Regions from separate parts of the Homo sapiens genome. Here regions 2, 3 and 4 are each linked to region 1. The links are chromatin contacts, found by Hi-C or POLR2A ChIA-PET in ENCODE. All regions are on one chromosome and are shown on one strand. The core of a region is the stretch at or near the end of the contact, and the rest is flanking DNA. Distances in the headings are between cores, read along the strand shown. Region 1 holds the start of HNRNPLL (heterogeneous nuclear ribonucleoprotein L like). Region 2 holds the start of EIF2AK2 (eukaryotic translation initiation factor 2 alpha kinase 2). Region 3 holds the start of PRKD3-DT (PRKD3 divergent transcript). Region 4 has its middle 46 kb from the start of QPCT.

Evidence for each region. A loop is a pair of places that touch in the nucleus more often than their neighbours do. ChIA-PET counts read pairs that join two places held with the same protein, here RNA polymerase II (POLR2A). Pooled maps may share reads with other maps.
Region 2: a pooled map shows a loop between it and region 1 (8-fold over the local background). The contact joins the promoter of EIF2AK2 here to the promoter of HNRNPLL in region 1. A Hi-C loop is called at or near these places in 5 of 50 pooled maps.
Region 3: a loop to region 1 is called in a pooled map, with 4 times the contacts of the local background. The contact joins the promoter of PRKD3-DT here to the promoter of HNRNPLL in region 1. A Hi-C loop is called at or near these places in 1 of 37 single-sample maps with no recorded cell type and 9 of 50 pooled maps. POLR2A ChIA-PET finds 5 or more read pairs at or near these places in 1 of 52 experiments (OCI-LY7).
Region 4: a map with no recorded cell type shows a loop between it and region 1 (6-fold over the local background). The contact joins the enhancer-like site here to the promoter of HNRNPLL in region 1. A Hi-C loop is called at or near these places in 6 of 37 single-sample maps with no recorded cell type and 5 of 50 pooled maps.

What each region holds. Positions count from the first base shown.
Region 1 is chr2:38,599,910-38,604,932 of GRCh38, forward strand. It overlaps HNRNPLL (heterogeneous nuclear ribonucleoprotein L like), which reads right to left and starts at 3,019. Exons shown (of 13, transcript NM_138394.4): 1 at 2,529-3,019. The coding sequence starts at 2,717. RefSeq lists silencers at 2,739-2,838, 2,859-2,908, 3,129-3,198.
Region 2 is chr2:37,154,832-37,159,854 of GRCh38, forward strand. It overlaps EIF2AK2 (eukaryotic translation initiation factor 2 alpha kinase 2), which reads right to left and starts at 2,149. Exons shown (of 17, transcript NM_001135651.3): 1 at 2,077-2,149. RefSeq lists silencers at 1,939-2,058, 2,259-2,448 and an enhancer at 2,079-2,208.
Region 3 is chr2:37,322,848-37,327,870 of GRCh38, forward strand. PRKD3-DT (PRKD3 divergent transcript) reads left to right here and starts at 2,234. Exons shown (of 2, transcript NR_183394.1): 1 at 2,234-2,675; 2 at 3,630-3,917. It overlaps PRKD3 (protein kinase D3), which reads right to left and starts at 1,986. Exons shown (of 19, transcript NM_005813.6): 1 at 1,834-1,986. RefSeq lists an enhancer at 997-1,076 and a silencer at 1,717-2,346.
Region 4 is chr2:37,388,509-37,393,531 of GRCh38, forward strand. No RefSeq gene overlaps it. Among named protein-coding and RNA genes, the nearest start is that of QPCT, 46 kb to the left of the region's middle. RefSeq lists an enhancer at 1,596-1,785. Within about 2 kb of position 2,068, at least 15 of the 41 ENCODE cell types and tissues checked have a DNase peak (open chromatin) inside an H3K27ac peak, as active enhancers do.

The sequences.
Region 1 (5,023 bases), core at 1,769-4,268:
TAACAGTCTGACCACAAAGGTATTTCTTCTCTGGGCTGAAGGACCACTGAAGTTGTGCAAAACCCTTTTCGGTTACAATGAATTACCAAACATGTGAACGAAGAAGCACAAGACAGTAAACTTCTATCCGGGGAACGTCTATCCTAATAATAGAATTTTATTATGTACAGGTTTCCATAGTTGCCATGATTTCAAAATAGTACCAAAAATTACATGAAAAATATTTAAAAACAAGATAAACAAGGCTTCATTAGATTTCATAGTACAATGATGGTTTTACTGTTAAATGAAAACAATTCACCCTTTCCTAGGAAACATATCAGCAGTAAGATAAACAAAAAAATTAAAATTTATACCTCAATCTGCTTATATCAGTTCCCGCCGGGGTAACTTAAAAGCAGCATTAGCATTACGTTAATCACTTAACTATAGCTTCGGTTAAAAAAGGCATGTGTTTCAACCTTCATATTTTACAGACTAAGAGAACTCAGAGTAGTAAACTGACTTTCTCAGACTCACACAAATTGTATGCTAAGACCAGGTGCGGTGGCTCACGGCTGTAATCCCAGCACTTTGGGAGGCCAACTCAGGTGGATCTCTTGAGCCCAGGAGTTAAGAGACTAGCTTTGGCAATATGGTGAAACCCCTTCTCTACAAAACACAGAAAAAAAAAATTGGCCCGGCGTGGTGATGCAGGCTTCCAGTCCCAGCAACCCGGGAGGCTGAGGTAGGAGGATCGCTTGAGACAGGGAGATCAAGGCTGCAGTGAGCCGTGATCACGAGCTGCTGCACTCCAGAGCTGCTGCACTCCAGCCCCGGGCCATAGAGTGAGATCCTCTCAAAAAAAAAAAAAAATTGTATGCTAAGCCTAGACTCTTGACCACCCCCAAGCCCTACTCAGTGCCATTTCCACCGCTCCACACATTTCGCTTTGGATACATTAATTATATGTTATTTTCTTCCCAACATCCAAAATAATACTATTGATTTAATGCTTTATCTGTTTTCAAAAACAAATTTTTATAATCTGATTTAAGTATCTTTCCAAAATGCCTGAAGACATTTCATGATGCTGCACAAAAACCCAAGCAAGATTTCTAGCAACGAGGTACACTGATCGAATACATCGAAATATCAGTTATAATATTCCTGTTTCCAATTTCCACAACAGAGTTGGCTTTGAACTGAAACTTCCTAAGAAAAAACCATTTCCTTTATTCACACTTCCAAGTTACATTTTGAATATTTCAAATAGCTCGGCACAAAAATCTAAAGTAATAGCTAACACCGTAACAAGACTGAGAGAAAAAGTTCCTTTTTTAAATGTGTTGCAAAGTTTGCTCTCACATCCTGGTAACTGGAAACTGCAACGCTGGGTGACTGACCAGCCTTTTTTTTTATTATTTAAAAATTCAAACGGCTATAAAGGGCTTCTAATGTGCGTCTTATTTTTAAAAGGTAAGGTAAAAACCCTTTTAACCTAATAGTAGGATATATGTGTACAGTTTCGTAATTCTGTTAAAGTTTGCAGAATTAATCACAATTCATGTGTTAAATGTTTAAATAACATCTAAGTCATTAAAACCGCTTAAGTGCACCAAAAAAGGGCAATAACGTTTGCTCCGCTTTGTTTCCTTAAAGTCTCCATCCAACTGAAGCTAACTACTTGCTGTGGACAAAATGATCACATTCCTTCTGCCTCCCCCTAACATTTCTGGTAAGAGAAAGACCTGGCTCTAGGAATGTGTGTTTAATGCAACCCTGAGCTCACTTCATCCTTTCATGGGGCAAATGTGGAATAAATTACCAATGAAAAACTTTAGTAATTTTAAGATTTGTTTTACTTGAAGGTAGGGGTGTACCAACAGCTGCCAACACTTCTGTTGAAGTGTTGTAACCGAAGAGGTAAAAAGTGTACTGAGTAATCCACAAAATTGGGTAGAGCAAAGGATGCACGCCATGCTTATAAAGAGTTTAATTTTAAAATTTTTTAAATTAAACCTTCAAGGGAACTAGCATGTGAACGCCAAGGCATAATCTGTTATTTAATTACGGGTCTCCATAGGACCGAGGCGGAGAGAGCTCCCGGTAGAACCGACGCAACCATCCCGGGATGGTGACCAACGCGCGGCTGCTGCGGGCAGAGGGACTGAAGAGAACCGGTGGTCCCGACGCTGGCCCCGAGCCCGAGGAGTTAAACTAACAAAGAGCTCCCCGAGCCGCGAAACCCCCCAGAGCGGAAGCGACGCCTCCCCGCCGCCGCCGCCGCGCCGCGACCCTCCCCAAGTTCAGGGCCCGGCAGTGGACTCGCTGCGGGGCCTGCGGCCAGGACGGCGCCGGGTTCGCAGTCGGGATGCGGGAAACAGGTAGAGGCCAGAATACGAGCCCCAAAGAGAAGAGTGGGCGCTTCCCCAAACGGGTCGGCGCAGCGGAAAAGGCTAACTGAAGCAAGCGGGAGGCCCCGCACCGAGGCCCTGCTTCCCGGGGAGCAGCCAGGCACAGCGGACAGGGGGGCCGCGCTTTGTTACCGGCTGAGAGAAGCTCCGGCCGCCGCCGCCGCCATCGCCCCCGCCCCGGGGCGTCGCTTCCCGGCGGTTCTCGCCTTCCTCGGCCGAGTAGTCGATCTCCCCCTCCTCGGTCTTGAGACGCTTGGCCTGGCTCTCGTACTCCCGGTCCTCCTCGTACGTCTCCCTGGGGGAGGAAGAGGAGGAGGACATGGCGGCGGCCGGAGGGACCGGCTGGCAGGCGGGTGGGGGTGGCGGTGGGGCGCGCGCCTCGGATGCCGCCGGCCAGTCCTCGCCGCCGGCAGCGCCTCTTCTGCGAGGGTCTCCGCGGCCCGGCCGTCCGCGGGGACTGCGCGGCCAGGAGACTGGCGGCTGAGAAGCGCGGACGGACTGAGGGGGGCGCCCCGGGAGGAAGCTCTGGAGCGGCCGCTCCTCTCAATTACCGAGCCAACATTCAGCCTCTCCCTCCTCCTCCTCCGTCTCCGCTCCCTGCCCGGAGGAGCGAATCTAAGGATGGGGACGCAACCGTGGCTTCCGGTCTTCCCTCCTCCCCTAAGCCGCTCCCAGCCGCGCAGGCCGAGCCTCCGCCCCCGCCTTCGCGGCCGTCGCGCAGGATCGAATCCAGCCGCAGCCTGCGGGAAGCGCCCCCCCCGGCCCGGGTTCTGCTCCCTATTGGCAGGGGCGGGAAAGTCGACCGGGCTTCCCATTGGCTGTGAGGGCCGTTCGTCAAAAGCCGCCCGCTGCTCGACCTCACTTCTCTCCCCGCGCCTTCTGAACTCGCCGCGGTCCTGGGAGGCCCGGCGCGCAAGGCGCGCCGCCTGGGAGTAGTTGCGACCCGCAACCGTTGGCGCTATGCGGCTCCTACCCGAGGCCAGGCGTGGAGTGAACACGGACGAGCGACGAGAAGTGCGGAGAGGCTAGGGCTGCGGGTGTTAACCGCCCTGCCGCTAATTTAAATGCTTTTTATCACCTCTTAAAAAGAGAATGAGGAAAAAAACCTCTAAAATCCCTGCAGTCATACCCCCCGAAAAGCCCTAAAATTGCAGGCGATGAAGGGAGAAAACGGCTTGGAGCCATGAGAATGGTCTTTCCACTGTTTTGTGTGCAAAATCTGGTAGAAGTGGGCGGACCCTCCCGCCCCTAGCTGGGTGTTGGAGAACAGCTGTCAGCATTGACTGAAGGCTGCGAGGCGCGCGTCGGCAGGAGGCGCTGCACGCGGGCGCTCGTCGGTCTGATCGGTTATAACTCGTTTGTAACCTGGGCCCTTTACTGACTTGCCTGTCCCTGTAAGTCCCTGCTCCAGTTAAATATGTTTTAATCCTTCCATATAAAATCTCATCCTCCATCCCAATTCTTTCTCTTCTGGACAATGTATTTACTTCACTTGATCATTTATTGTCGAAAGATACAAAAGCCTTTCAAAGTTCTGTGATCACAGCTTGCTTCCTCTGTGGTGTCCTGAGGGCTTTTCCAAGATTTTAGTTGCTGCTCTCTTTTTGCAACAGGGCCCCTTATAACTCCCTCTTAAGATGTTCTGTTTTAAAAACTCTGTGAGCGCCTGAAGACAGGAACTGTGTGCAATTTTCATTTTCGCAAGCCCAGTTCCTGTGCGATCTCCAGCACAATTTAGGTGCTCAACAATGCTGAATGAGTAGTCCTTGGGAAATAAAGGTCCAGTGTATCTTTCAGGACAGAAACTGGCAAATCAAGGCAACCTAACTGCCCTCTGTCAGGTGCCTCTTGGAGGACTGCCTGAGATCAAGAGCCTCTTGTGTTTCTGTTGTCCTTGTCCCTCGGATGCTTTCCTAGATGTGGCTCTTCCTTTCCTAAGAGTGTAGATTGCTTCCTCCTCCAGCCTAGTTCTCTCCAAAGTTATTTCCTCCTCCAAAAAAGCTATTTTTATTTATTGCTGAGAGTGCTTTAACATAACACTTTTGTACTTTGTAAATTACACCGGCTGTCATTTTGGAATCTAATTGCAAGATTTTCCACACTATGCAGCTATAATCAAATGTGTGTGCGGCTGCAGGTATACATTGACAAAACAGAACTAAAAAAATTATAAATTTATTTTTTAAATTAAAATGGAAGTCGACAGAAGAAATAGCAAAAGAGTGGCAGAGCTGGCTGCGGATGAGAAAATGTCATTGGCAAAAAGCTCTGCAATGGTTTGGGAAAGTAAAATAGCAACAAGGGAAACAATGATACAATTCTGCTTAAAATATGTCCTATGGATTCATATGTCCCCTAACATATTCAGAATGCAGACATTACCTGGCCTTCAGAAAGCTGAAGATACCAAGGGTCAAAAAAAAGGTCTAACAAACCTACTTCACGTGTTATCTTTAGCATCCATTGTCCTTTTTATAGCAGTCTCAGTATCAAAGATCAGGAAAGGATGAGTGAATTAATAAACTTGATACAAAGGAAACTTCTTTGATGAGGTGAGATGGGCCATTCTCAAGATATTTTTAGTTTGCTCAAATTAAAAGAGAAGAGCTGAGAGCTTAAAACAATTA
Region 2 (5,023 bases), core at 899-3,398, 1.4 Mb before region 1:
GATTACAGGCATGAGCCATGGCACCTGGGCCTGGTTTTCTTCTGTTCTGACAAGCTACTCCTTTTCTGTCTCCTTTCCTGGTTCATCTTCAACTTCTTTTCTTCTATTTTTTTTTTTTTAACCTTTTCTATGGTTCTAACTTCCTCTTTTCTAGATATTCTAGCATCACTGGGCCCGGTCCTTAGACTTGCTCTTTTCTACTTGGACTCACTCCCCTGGTGATCACCTCCAGGTTTGTGGCTTTAAATTCCACGGACACAATGATGGTTCTCAAAAGCACGCTTCCACCATGGACTCTCTCCTGAACTCCCAACTGCCTCTGTCCAACCTGCTCCCTCCTAAAATGCCCTTGACTCTATTCCTTCTGCTGTCTTGGCCTGGTCAATTTCTACTTCCTACAGATTTCAGCTCAAAATCCCAGACACTCCTTCACAGGCTCTTCCACAGTGCTCATCCCCTTTATTAAAATTGCTTATTTAACTATTTTCCAAAATAGAGCATGAATTACTACAGGTAAGGGACCAGGCTCAATAATGAATGAGTGAGTACCAAAATATCTCCAGATACCCCATCCAGGACTTGTCACCTGCTTTTCTCTACATTTATAGTGCAATATCTGCATTCTCTCTGTACCCACCAATATCCACTCATCTATCAGGATCAACACAGCCTTCTTTGATGCTGGAGGGTCAGCTAGTATGGGCTTGCCACTCCACCTTGCCCAACCTTCAACACAGCCCTGACTGCTTTTTAAACTAATTAGTGAGCTCTTTGGGGAGCAGATTCTACATCTTATTCACTCATCTGGAAGAAACCTCCATCATAATCACTAAAAAATAATATTTGTCCATCTTACTAATGCCCAGAAATTATTTTGGCTATGCCTCCACTTCCTTTCCAGCAGACTACATACAGCCTGGCCAACACGGTGAAACCCTGTCTCTACTAAAAATAAAAAAATTAGTTGGCTGTGCTGGCGGGCACCTGTAGTCCCAGCTACCTGGGAGGCTGAGGAAGGAAAATCGCTTGAACCTGAGAGGCAGAGGTTGCAGTGAGCCCAGATCGTGCCACTGCATTCCAGCCTGGCGACAGAGTGAGAATCTGTCTCAAAAAAAAAAAAAAAGAAAAGAAAAGAAAGAAAATGTCACCAGGTGATAACTACTATGTTGACAACCGAAGTAGTGGAAGGGGGAACAGCAAGGGCAGAGCGGGGTTTCTTGTATAGGCAGGTTGTTTGAGGAAGGCTGCTCTGATAAGCTGGCATGGGAAGCAGTGCAGGATAAGGGAGGGATTTCCCCATGCAGTTATCTGGGGAAGAAGCTTTCCAGAAAGAAGAAACAAGCAGTGCAAAGGCCTAGAGGCTGGAGGATGCTTGGCTGTGCACCAGGAACAGCAAGGAAGCCAGCGTGGCCGGAGTAGGGGGTGCGAGGGGCCTTGCCTGTGAGCCTTAATAAATGTTTATAGGATTCTGATGAGACAGGAAAGCTACGGGGAAGGTCGGAGCAGGGGAGAGTCTGGTTCTTACTTAAAGGAACATTCCAGATGCTGAGGTGTGGAGAAGAGGTAGGGGGTGGAGGTTCAGGGGTGAGGATACGGAGTGGGAACAGGAACTGCGGCCAGGCAATTGGGAAACTACTGCAACTCTCCACGGAAGAGATTTTTAGCCAAAGATTGTTCAGCCAGTCTATGAGTATTTCAGGCCTCCGTATTTTCCATGTGTCAAGCCACTAGGCCTATTCGTCTTCCACTAGACCCCGCCCCACAACTGCTGCCTGGGAAATATTTGTTACTTGCACTGATAAAAATTCTTCACGGGAAGGAAATGGCTTTCAGTCCCCACCCCGCTCCACGATCCTTTCCCTGGATTTGGGGAGGGCCCCACACCCGGGCTGCGGACCTGGGCCTGCTCTCCCAGTGCTGACCCAGCCGGGGCCAGGGGCTTCGGATCAGCGTCCGCGTCCTGAGCTGGGGACGCAGGATTGGCGAGTCCCGCCCCGGCTGGGCCTGCAGCCCCTCGTACGTGGCCCCCCGGCCCCCGCTCCCCGCGCTCCCTCGGCTGCCCCCTGCCCTGCTCACCTGCGCCGCCGCCGCCGCCGCCGCCGCCGCCGGCCGGAGACCCGCGGCTTCGGGAGAGCTGGTTCTCAGTTTCGTTTTCCCCTTGGACTCCGCCTTCCCTGCAGCCGCCCGGCCCCCTCTCGCACAAGCCCTCGTCTGCTACGGGATTGGGGTAAATTGGCGCTGGATCCAGAGTGCGCGCGAGAGGCACTGGCGGGCGGGCTTGGCACCGGCGGGCGGGCTTGGCACCGGCAGGCGGGCTTGGCACCCACGTGCTGCCCCTGCACGGCCAGGACCCTGCACCCCCATCCCCCGCCCCCGGGGCTCCTAGGGTTCTCCGCTGGCCTAGTCCGCTGGCCGCACTAGGTTCTCGAATCAAGGGTTCCACTTACTCTCAACACAAATATTTGGGGTGGGGTTGGGAAGATGGATCTTACCAGCTCCATTCTACAATAGAGGAAACTGAGTAAATGAACTCACCCAGGGGTCCTGCCGCTCGTAAGTGGCAAAGCCAGGATTCAGTTCAAGTCGGGGCCTGTAAACACCAAAGCACTCTTTCCCTCTTGCCACACCGCGGCCCCCTCACCTTTACAAGCCTGGGGATCAGAGGCCTGGGGGCGTAATCTCCTTCACTCCGCTCCCACCCATCCATTCATTCATGAGCAGACACTTGCCAGCCGCTGTAAAAGCACCTGTGGGCCAGTCCTGCTGCTAAATAGAGACACCTGCTTCCTACAGTACCCCAGGGAGCTTCCTACCATAGTCCAACACCAGTAGTCCTCGATTTATAGAAATTCTACTCACCTGATGGACTGCGACACACTCCCAGAGTCACACAGAGTTCCAGAGTTCATTGGCACAGTGACTAATGAGTATTGAGGCACAGAGAATTTGGATTAACACAGGTAGTAAGCAGCGGAGTTAGAATTATAACCAGGAGTTTGTACTCTCAGTATCTTAGCTGGGATAAGAGAGGAAGGTGGTCCAAAGACAGACCTCAAATATACATTAAATATTATGCCTAGGCCGGCGCGGTGGCTCATGCCTGTAATCCCAGAAATTTGGGAGGCTGAGACGGGCGGATCACCTGAGGTCAGGAGTTCAGGACCAGCCTGGCCAACATGGCAAAACCCCGTCTCTACTAAAAAACACAAAAATTAGCTGGGCGTGGTGGCAGGCACCTGTAATCCCAGCTACTCCAGAGGCTGAGGCAGGGAGAATTGCTTGAACCTGGGAGGCAGAGATTGTAGTGAGCTGAGATCATGCCACTACACTCCAGCCTGGGTGACAGAGTGGGACTCCAATTCAAAAAAAAAAAAAAAAAATTACACCTAGGCAGGCATCCTCTCCAGCCTCCCTTCTCCATCCCCCAACAACCCCACATTGCAGGGTATCAACAACTAAAATCTACACTTTCCTTGTAGCTCTGGTCCTGGGCATAGCTTAAGTCCCCTATATGTAAAGCACTGGCGGGAGGTTTAGAAGGTAGACATGAGGCAGAGCCATCTTTTTGTGGCATTTCCAGGTGACAAGAAAACTCTGACAGTGCTGTGTGTCCATTTGTCAGCTTTGTGGGTGTGGGATGGCTGTGGCAGCAGCAATGGCAGTAGCAAGGACAAGTTTTTCTGACTTTTTGAGCCCCTGAACTGCCCAAGAGAGCTTAAAGAATGAAAAATGGCAAGCTTAAGCATGATCAGAGGACACACGCTTTTATGACTGTACCAGAAAACCCTCCTATTTCAGGGAGCCTCAGGGGTGATGTAAAAATCTGCCTTCTCTGCTGGGGAAAGATTTGGAAGGAATGATATCAGAGGGTTGGTGATGAGGTCCAGGGGAATGATATGATATGGGTGAACCTCTTGGAATGGGTAAAGTGTGAGCATATTGGACTCCCTGAGGAGCCCAATTCCCTACTGTCTGGGCTCTCAGCTGCAAAGCTTGGTGCTGCAGGCACCAGAATTACAATATAATTGTTTTGAGACAGAGTCTTGCTGTGTTGCCGAGGCTGGAGTGCAGTGGCACAATCTTGGCTCACTACAACCTCTGGCTCCCGGGCTCAAGCAATTTCCCTGCCTCAGCCTGCCAAGTAACTGGGATTACAGGCGTGTGCCACCGCACCTAGCTAATTTTTGTATTTTTAGTAGAGAAGGGGTTTCACCATATTGGCCAGCCTGGTTTGGAACTCCTAACCTCAAGTGATTCCCCCACCTCGGCCTTCCAAAGTACTGAGATTACAGGCGTGATCCACCGCGCCCAGCCTAGAATTACAACAAAAATTTTCATTTGCAGCCTCATCAGGTCTCTTCTGTGAACACTGAGGGCATTGATTGTGAAAGAAAGAAGCCCTGGGAATTTGGGTGGATTTGAATGAATCCAAGTGCCACTGCCCTCCTAAATTCTGCTGTGTCTCCACAGGCTTCCCACCATTGTCTGATAAGGCTGGTACAGCCTACATTAAAAAGCATGAAACAGTCACCCTGCAAGGAGGTGCTGATTCTCCAAATATCCTATCTCTACCTGTGCCTTCACTCCTAGAACTAGAATCAGATGCTAATGCGCCCCAAGAGGATATGGACAAGATCTGATGGAGGGGTGATGCTTTACACAACAAAAGAGCAACAGAAAGCAAGAAATAGACATGGCAATGAGTCTAAAGATGACGTGAAGAAAGCTGAAAGTTGAGGCTGAGCGCGGTGGCTCATGCTTGTAATCCCAGCACTTTGGGAGGCCGAGGTGGGCGGATCATGAGGTCAGGAGATTGAGACCATCCTGGCCAACATGGTGAAACCACGTCTCTACTAAAAATACAAAAATTAGCTGGGCGTGGTGGCATGTGCCTGTAATCCCAGCTACTTGGGAGGCTGAGGCAGGAGAATCGCTTGAACCAGGGAGTCGGGGTTGCAATGAGCCAAGATCGTGCCACTGCACTCCAGCCTGGCAACAGAGCAAGAAAAAAAAAAAAAAAAGA
Region 3 (5,023 bases), core at 984-3,483, 1.3 Mb before region 1:
GCAGCATTATATCAAATTAAAACTTGTACTAGCAAAGAATTTCCTTATATATCAAGCTCTGTACAAGCAGTTTCTTTTAAAAACGAACAATTAACTCCACTGTAGTATTTTCAACTTTAGAGTCTTTTAAAAAAATGAGAACAAAATGTCCCTTAAGAAAACTGCACTTAAATGACCACCTATTCATATTTTTCTGTATGTGGTGTTTTCAATTCGTAATTTAAAAAAATGTAATATCAGAAAGTTTTATTTATGAAGTTCTGTGTGTGTGGCAGTGTTTAAATCCACGAACAGAAAGAAATTTCTATTTTAAAGTGGCTATCTGATGAAACTGAAAGCTTAAAATTTTCTCTAAAAGACTTACCATTATCTAGGATGCTTAAAAAATTAGTTTTAAGATACACATCAGTCAACATTCTTAATGTGAAACGCTATATACTAAATTACAGAACCTGAGTCACCCTGAAATGTGAAATGCTATATACTAAATTATAGAACCGAGGATGGAACCTGGCTCGTCAAGGAGTACTCCAAGCTCATGCACTCAGGCCCACCACAACTGTATTACTACCTACTGAAGAAAAACCTTCCACGGTTTCTGTGTGACACGTTTCAAATCCTACTTTTAGAAAATCTTCTAACTTCTTGGCTGAATGTCCATGCTTGATCTTAACTCGGAATCTAACAGGGAAGGAAGCAAGGGTTCGTTGACAAGGAAAAACTGGCCTAGATCTCAGTCGGGGGAACTTTATGGACGCCTTCTGCAGCAAAGCTAAGGAAAATGAAAATCGCTAAAAATGTAAGAACGACGACATTAAGTAGAAGGGTAAAAAAAAAGTTTCAGAGGAATAAAATAACATTTTCTAGGATACAAATTAAGGCATTTAAAAGTTCTTGTTCCATTTGTGGCTATGTCTCATAAAAGCTGTGTCGCACCAAGCAGCAGTTCAGGGTGTAACTTATCCTTCCTAATCAAAGATGACACCGATAGTCTTATTTCCTGTGGGGATGGGTGTGATTGAAGACACAGTTACGTCCATGCCATCAATCTGTGTGTGGAAAAGTCGGCAGGTCGCGCGCACACACTTGTCGCTTGAATCGTATGTGTGCCTGCAGACGGCAAGGCCTATGCCTCTGACTGCGTTCACCTGAAATAAAATACCCAACCGGCAATACAGTAGTATATGGTTATTTTCACTGCTCAAAGAAACAGTGGCACTCCTCAGTGTTTCAGCTTAAGGAAAACCTCCCAGGAGGGAGCAACTCGGAACAATGCTGCAACTAGCAAATCCAAACGCAGTCGGGATACTGGGGCGAGGGGCTTACATTCTCCAAGCACCATTTACTCACCCCTTTGAGACGACTACAACGCAAAGTGAGGAAATGAAACGAAAAAGCTGGTCCAAAATTCGGCACTGCGAGCGCCGCGGGTCTGGCTTCGGGAACTAGTTTGGGAGACCCGGGAACGGATCGCCTCCGATGGGCCGGGCGCGGTGGTCTCCAGCGGAGCGCGAACCCAAGTTGCCCTCCGCGCGGACGCCGGAACTTGGCCCCTCTGGCGGCTGCGGCGGCGCCCCCGCTCCCCCTCAGCCGCCCACCTCCCGCCGCGCGCTCCCCCAACTTCCCGCCCAGCGCGGCTGACACCGCCCAGCCCGGCGCGGGGTCCGAGTCCTGTCGCCGCCGCCGCCGCGTGCAGTTGGGGGGTTGGGGGTTTGGGGGATGGGGGAGGGGCCGCCGCCGCCTCAGCCCGACGGGCCGGGAGAACAAAGCGGCGGCGGCGGCGGCGCGAACTTTTTCGGTGTCTGTTCAGCGCTCCCCGAGGCGACTACTTACAGTGGCAGGCTCGGCCCGTCGTGAGAAACTGCGCCCGCCAGCGTCTGAGTACCGGACGAGGCGCCAGCGAGGCTTCACGCGCCTCGCAGGATCCCGCCCGCCTCCGGCGCCCCTTCCTCCCTCCCTCCCCGTCCCGTCCTGGGGCCGGAGGGCGGGGGGCCGGGGCGCGCGGGGGGCGGGGGCGCGCGGCCAGCGCGGGGCCTGCCGGGAGCTGTAGTTCCTCGGCCCGCGCCCGCCGGGAGGTGGCCGCGGCGGGAGGTCGGGGTTGTCTCTGCCCCGCGAAGGGGCGCCGGGAGCGCCGGGTACAGTCGGGCTGGCTCCGCACCCTCGAGTTCCGGGCGTCTTCGTGAGCGCGGGGGCACGGGGCAGGGGCGCCGCGGGAGTCGCGAGCGTGTCTATCAGTTACACGCGGTACTTGATCGCGCTGTTGCCGACGGTACTGTCTTTTCCTCTACTGCCGTGCACTCTTGAGGGAGGCGGTGGCGACAATGGGCCAGAGGTGATAGTTGGAACGGGGGACTTGTAAGGCGTCCAGAGCAGAGAGCTGCTTCCACCCTGAGATGTCACAGCCCTCCCGCATGCTCCTCCCTGCTGCCTGCCCCCGGGGTGGCCGCCGGCACCGCAGCTCGGCGCCCAAACCGGCACGTCCCAAGCCCGACGTTCCGGTGACTGCAGGGGTTTTCCCGGTGCTCGGTGTTTCCTCCCCGTCGGCCTTTAAACGCGAATGTGACCCTACCACCAAAGTGGAGTGCAGTCCAGAATCACCAAACCTGGGCTTCCAGGTGTCTGGAAACACAATGTTAACATTTGTTTTGCTCCAAAACAAAGTATGACCGTGTCGGGTGAGTGGGGCGGGAGTGGGAGTCAGCAGCATAAGGATCTAGAGGGAAAATACACTGTGCATAAATTTTCGATGTCTTATGTGAGAGAAAGGCCTGAGAAGCTGACAGGCATTGTCACAGAAGCCACATGATTCTCCTTATGTCAACATTTTATCCCAAAAGTACTTAAATATATTGAAACAATCAGAGGGACTACAATCAAGAGGGCAGTTTTCTTTCTTCTCTCTTTTTCTTTCTTTTCCCCTTTCTCTCTTTCTTCTTTCTCTCTAGAAAAGGTTTTACTCTGTCATCCAGGCTGAAGTGCAGTGACACGATCATAGCTCACTGCAGCCTGGAGCTGCTGGGCTCAAGTGATTATCCTGCGTCAGCCTCCCAAGCAGCTGGGACTACAGGCGTGTGCCACCACGCCCCACTAACTTTTAAGTTAGTTTTTGTAGAGACGAGGTCTCTTGCTGTGTTACCCAGGCTGGTCTCCTGACCTCAAGAGATCCGCCCGCCTCGGCCCTCCAAATCGTTGGGATTACAGGCGTGAGACACCGCGCCCAGCCAAGAGGGCAGTTTTCAAGAATAGAAAGAAAAATAAACATAAATTAGCCCCTACTTTTGATACAAAATCATCACTCTTAATGGATGTCCTCGGATTTAAAGTTAAGAAATGAAAATATTAAGATAATTTATATTAAACATAAGGCAGGTAAGATTGTGTAAAACCTTGATTACTTTATTTAAAAATCTATTTAAAAAAAGATTTCTGAAACATTCTCAGGAATTGGAAGTTGCTAAATGTCTTACATCCAGCAGTATCTAATTCAATCTTACTATATTTTTGTTATTAGAGTCCTATTCAGCTATTCTTTTACTTTAAAATTGAAAGTAGATTTACTCAAGTTTGCCTTCTTTTTAAAGGACTCTCTTGCTTAACTTTGCCCTTTTCTTCCTTTCACTTCCCAACAGACGTTTTAGTCCAGCCCCAAATTTTGCCTCTGAGCAAGATTCCCAGGACCTCATTGGAGCAGTTTACAGCCAGTCTTATCTCACTATTAACTTCCATTTTCTGCTGTAGTACTTAAAGTGACAGAAGTTACTCTTCCTAGAAGTAACTTTTCCAGACGATTCAAACTGCTGTTATACAGAGATTTAAGTATTTGTGTGCATGTGTGAAAACAGAGATATGTAATGTATATATTTCATTTTATTTCCACTGTTCTGCTTCTCTTTTTAAAAATAAAGCGGTCTCCTCCACTTTGGGTAAATCTTTCAGCACATTTGATCAAAGAACTATCTTTGTATCTAATTTTTTGCTTAACATGAACTACAGTTTCCTCAAGGTGTTCCATTCCTGAGCATTACAGAGATAAAGATTGAATTTAATAAATAAGTGTATTGCCATGTGAAATGTTTTAATCCTTGAGAGAAAATATAATCTGAATGCTCAAAATGGAAAGGATTTTTCTTCTTGCTGGTGTTTTATGAAAACGAGCTTACAATATTGCTCTTCTATGGCTGCAGTTGGAGAGCTTGTCCCGCATTATTGGGCTCCTTGTACTTAATGACACACAACATAGCCATTCAAATATGTTACCTAATGCAAGCAAAGAAAGTCAACACTCTTGTGACTTGAGATAACAGAGACATCTGATTTAGAAACCTAAATGCAGGGGGAAAAAATGATCTGCCCGCCGCAGTCTCCCAAAGTGCTGGGATTACAGGCATGAGCCACTGCGCATGGCCCTTATTTTTATTTATTCATCGTTTAGCACAGTGCTCAATAAATGTTGATTAAATCAGTGAATTTTTTCACTAGGGAAATTGATGACAATTTCCAGCTAGAGGAAATTGTCATCATTTTAAAACTGCAGCTGGTTTTAATTTATAGAATGTGGTCACTGGAAAATTATTTTGTGATTGTGTCTTTTTCCATGACCTTGAAACACAGCTGAAAAATTCAATAAAGCATTTGGGTATCAATATAGAGTTAGTAAAATAGTTATGGGAGAAAATGCTTTAGGATCTATTTCTTTATCAGCAGAGACATACGTGATGATATAGTTCTCAAAATGTCCTGTCTCAGTTTCCACTGCCGTTATCCTAGTCCATATCTCACATCTGGATTACCACAACAGACTTTAAGTTGGTGTCCTAGACTAGCTCAAACTGTTATATCCTTGGAACTGTCTTGTCTGATTTGCAGGCTATCAATAATTGTTCTGTGTTCTGATAGCCCTTGAGAGATAATTCTCATGTGGCTCATCACATTTTATTGTGGACTGAGTGTTTATCACATCCTCCTGGGATCGCTATCTGCCCTTCCCTTTTCTGAACTTGAAGAAGACCAGATCTTTTATTTA
Region 4 (5,023 bases), core at 818-3,317, 1.2 Mb before region 1:
TTTTTCACTGCACTGAGAATTAATATGAACTCCTTAACTATGGCTTACTATGGCCTACAAGGCCCTCCCCACTCAGAAACTCAACAATCTTTTTTTTTTTTTTTTTTTTTGAGACAGAGTCTCACTCTGTTGCCCAGGCTGGAGTGCAGTGGTGCAATCTCGGCTCACTTCAACCTCCACCACCTGGGTTCAAGCAATTCTCCTGTCTCAGCCTCCTGAATAGCTGGGATTACAGGCGCCCAACATCATGCCGGGCTAATTTTTTTTTTTGTATTTTTTGTAGAGACAGGGTTTCACCATGTTGGGCAGGCTGGTCTCAAACTCCTGACCTCAGGTGATCCACCTGCTTCAGCCTCCCAGAGTGCTGGGATTCTAGGCGTGAGCCACCGTGCCTGGCCCAGAAACTCAACATTCTACCACTCTTTCCCTCCCTCTCTGGCCTAAAATGCCATTGCCCTCTTTTGTTCCTTGAACTTACTAAGCAGTCCCCTGCCATAGGGAGGCTTCTGGACATCCTTATCCTCCACATGGGATTCTCCTTTAGTCCCGATTTACATTGCTGTCTCTTTCTTGGCCTTCTCACAGAGGCTGTTCCTCACATCCTCTTATCCAGAATAGGTCCTTCCCTGTATATTTCTATCTCAGCACTCTACTCATTTCTTTCTTTTTTCTTATCACAACTTGTCATTACAATATTGTTTTACTATGGGTGGGGGGCAGCCTGTTTTCATGATCAAATTGTAGGTTTCATGAGGGCAAGGACTATGTCTATGTTTTTCATCATTGTATTCCCAGCAACTTGGAGATATTTGTGTGTGTCAGAGGTTTAATACATACTTGGTGATTAAACAAATATTCAAGAACTGATCCAGCTTCTATTTCTCTGGCTTCAGGACTTGCCTCAAATGTCCCTTTATCACAGGCCTTCTCCAACTACCCTATATAAAATGTAACAGTGTATCTCCTGGCTTTTACTCTTGATTGTGGTGAGAGATTTGGTATCCTTGGTCTGGGCCTTTTGTGTTCTCTAAGAACCTGGTTTGCCCTCTGCCTCTTGGCTCTACTGGCTGCCATGAGCATCTACACCTCCCAGCTCCAGCTCTCAGGGCCCCTGTCCTCATTCAAGGCCTGCCCTGCTTCATCCTGGAGGAGATGGGGCAAACTCAGATACAGAGAGCTTTAGCAACTTGTTCAAGTTTATACAATAATGAAGATTGGGCCAGAAGTCAGGTTTTGGGATTTGCACCCAGTCTCATGCCTTTTCACTCTATTATGCTAATCCTGTATCTCTGTTTCAAATCGAAGTGACTCATTTTGAGTTTTCAGATGAACACTCCAAGTATTATGGAGTACCTGGTTATTTGAAGTAAAAAAAAAAAACAAAAAACCAAGAATTGAAGCTTCTAGCTAGACAAACAAAGCTTGAAGCACCAGACAGCTATTGAAGACCAAATCTACCCACAGGGCTGGAATTAGGCACCGAGGGAACAGATGCAGGGAGAGATCCAAGCTCACAGCCAGGAGCCAGATGCTGGGTGTAAGCTGTCTGTGCCTGTCCTCCTTTCCCAAGGCCCGCCAAAGGGAGGCTCTGAGCTTCAGAGTGGGGATCTAGACTTCAGTTGCCAGTAGGTTCTGAAAGTGCTGCCCTCAGGGAAATGGTGACTTAGAAACAGAACTGCAACAAGTTTCAGTTGAACTCCAGGGAATTCCCTAGGTATGCCTCTTGCCTCCTCCTCATCTCTCTCCTTCAAAAGAAGGACATTTGAGGAAGTCCCAGGGAAGAGAGATGAGAAATATGGTTATGAAATAAAGAGAAATGAAGAACCACAGTATGGAGTACTTTTCTGCATTGGGTAGGATTTGTGGGTGAGACAGAGAATTGGGTGGAGGGCAGAAGGCCAGAAGGAGTAGGCAGAGGAAGGAGGGGGTGTTGAACCTCCTTCAGGCATCGAGCGAGAAACCTGACCTCGGAATAGTCACACTTGATCTCCTTTTGGCTTCTGTGTACCAGCAAAGCCTTTAGGTTTAGTCTGTTTCCTCTGTGGCAGAAAAGGAAGCCCAAGACAATTTGCATAGGCAGCTCTCAAGCAAAGCCTCCCTCAAAGAGTTTCTGACTCATCCCCATGACTTCCTCCCCCATCTGTCAACAGGGGAAACTCCAGGTGGGAGGTTACATTTCCTGCCTCCCTGTTATGGACTAGTTTCCTTCCTGGGAGGTGAGGCAGAAGTGGAGGGGACTTTCTCCCTCCTCATCATCCCATGCCTTCTCTCTTCTCCCGGTTCCTCTCTATCAAACTCTATGTTCCCATTTTGAGCTGAGAATAAGGAACAGCAGAGTTGATTAGAAACATTTTAAAATCAAGTGATTAAACTCTGATAATGGCAGAATTTCAAACATGAGTCAGTATGTAAATCCAATTGTAAAGATGAAGCTTTGAAGATATTTCTGTGTTCTCAGAACCTCAGAAGTTAATTCCTAGACATTGCTTCCTCCTAAGGGCAACTTCAGCACATGGTCCACAAGGATATAGGGCAGGATCCTCATAGAGGTAGTGGGCTACATGTCTCAAGTTGTAGGATGCTCTGGGTCCTCAAGTCTATCTATCCTCTTCCTCGAGTTCTGCACATCATCTTCTACATGCTGCTGGGCTCCTGAAAGCAGCACAACACCCTGACGGGGAGCTTGTTTGAGCATTCATTCTTTCTGTGTTTTGATAGTGTTAGGTAGGCCACCATCTGTGGGTTCTGTTTAGATCCACAGTTCTTCCTCTGGACATGGGATGTATCAAAGCAGGAAAGAGGCTGCCCATCTGAGCTTTTCATGATGTCGCGGCTGTGGCTCTGGCTGTTACCAGAGCTATACAGGAAACCCAGGGAGAGGGCTTGAAATGGTTGGGCATCAGGTATAAAGAAAAAAGCACTCAGAAGTATGGAATTTGTTTACATTGGTTCAGGGAACCAAAGAAGATTCGAGAATAGAATGTTCTGTCCTGTGTGCCCACTGAAATTAGAATTGTATGGGATTTTCCTCCAACACCCTGGTGGCTATTTTCCAGTGTCTTTTGCTGATTCCTCTTCATCTTCAGACTTGTCAAGTTTGAAAGGCTCTAAGACTCAGTTCTTGTTCCTCTTCATTTCTCCATCTCAGTCCATTGTTGACCTCATCCAGCTTCAAGTCTTTAAATACCATGTATATGTTGGCAACTCCTGGAGCTCTCAAATGTTTTCTAGACTTGTATGTACAACGGCCTACTGAACAGTTCTACTTGAAGGTCAGATTCAGCAAGTTCCCACTGAACTCCTGGTCTCCTCCCCACAAATCTGCTTCAGACATTGTTGGATGGCAGTAGCTCCAACCTTCCTGTAGCCCAAAACATAGGAGTCATTCTTTTTATTGAGACATAATCTCGCTCTGTTGCTCAGGCTGGAGTGCAGTGGTGCAATCACGGCTCACTGCAACCTCCGCTCCCTGGATTCAAGCAATTCTCCTGTCTCAGCCTCCCTAGTAGTTGGGATTACAGGGGTGTGCCACCAAGCCCGGCTAATTTTTGTATGCTTCGTAGAGACAGGGTTTTGCCATGTTGGCGAGGCTGGTATCGAACTTCTGACCTCAAGTGATCCACCCACCTCGGCCTCCCAAAGTCCTGGGATTATAGGTGTGAGCCACCATGCCTGGCCTTGGAGTCATTCTTGATTCTTCTATTTCACATCCCACACCCAGTCAGAAGGTAGCCTGGCCAGGTCTATCTTCCAAATACATCCAGAATCCAATCACCTTCTACCACCCCCATTGCTGCTGCACTGGGTCCAAGCCACCATTATCTCTTACCTTGATAACTTTAACAGCCTCTTATCAAGGCTTCCTGGTTCTACCCTTGCCCCCTTCAGTCTATTCTTCATGCAGCAGGAAGAGCGGTTCTTTAAGGAATTAGGTCCCGTCATGTCACTCCTCTACTCAAAGCCCTGCAATAATTCCTTATCTCATTCAGAATAAATGCCCTTACAGTGGTCTGATTGGTCCTCTGTGATCTGTCCTTGAGCACCATTCTGACTTCATCTTTGACTAGTCTCCTCCATTGCTCACTCTTCCTTAGCCACAGTGGCCTACTTGCTGTTTCTTGAACATGTTAGTCTTAATCCTACCTCAGGACCTTTGCACAGGCTGTTCTCTCTGCCTGGAATATTTTCTCCCCACATACCTGCATGGCTATTTTTTAAAAAAATATTATTCCATTCCTTGCTGAACTGTAATTTTTCAACGATGTCTTGCTTGATCCCTCCCCTCAGTTTAAAGTTTTAATCTTGAGATTTTTTACTCTGTTCTACTTATTTCTGTATCACCCTCTAACATATGGTAAAATTTACCTATTTAATATGTTTGCTTTTTGTCTGGGCTTGTTGGCTTATACCTGTCATCTCAGCACTTTGGGAGGCTGAGGTAGGAGGATCACTTGAGCCCAGGAGTTCAAGATCGGCCTGGGCGACATAGTGAGATCTCGTCTCTACTAAAAAAAATAAATAAATAAAATAAAATAAAATAAAATAAAGCCAGGTGTGGTGGTGTGTACCTGTAGTCCCAGCTACTCAGGAGGCTGAGCTGAGAGGATTGCTTGAGCCCAGGAGTTCGAGGCTACAGCAAGCTATGATCACGCCACTGCACTCCAGCCTGGGCGTCAGAGTGAGACCCTGTTTCCCCAAAAATGTTTGTTTTATATTATTTGACTTTCCCATTGAAATATAAGTGCCACAAAGGCAGGGATTTTTGTTTTGCTTATTTGAACAGAGGCTGGCAATGGTGAGTTTGTTAAATGAGTGGATAAATAGCAATGGAATCAGGGATAGTCTCAAAAGAGAGGGCAAATGAAAGGTGGGCAAGTGTCCACAGAGCACCAGAGTTTAAGTTGTAGCTTGTTATGGTTGAGGACCAGAGAGATTTTAGGTTGTAACTGGAGATAACACTGTAGGCCAGAAAATTGTCAATCCACATGTCCTCTGGGGTCTGTTTCATGGTCATTGAGAATAA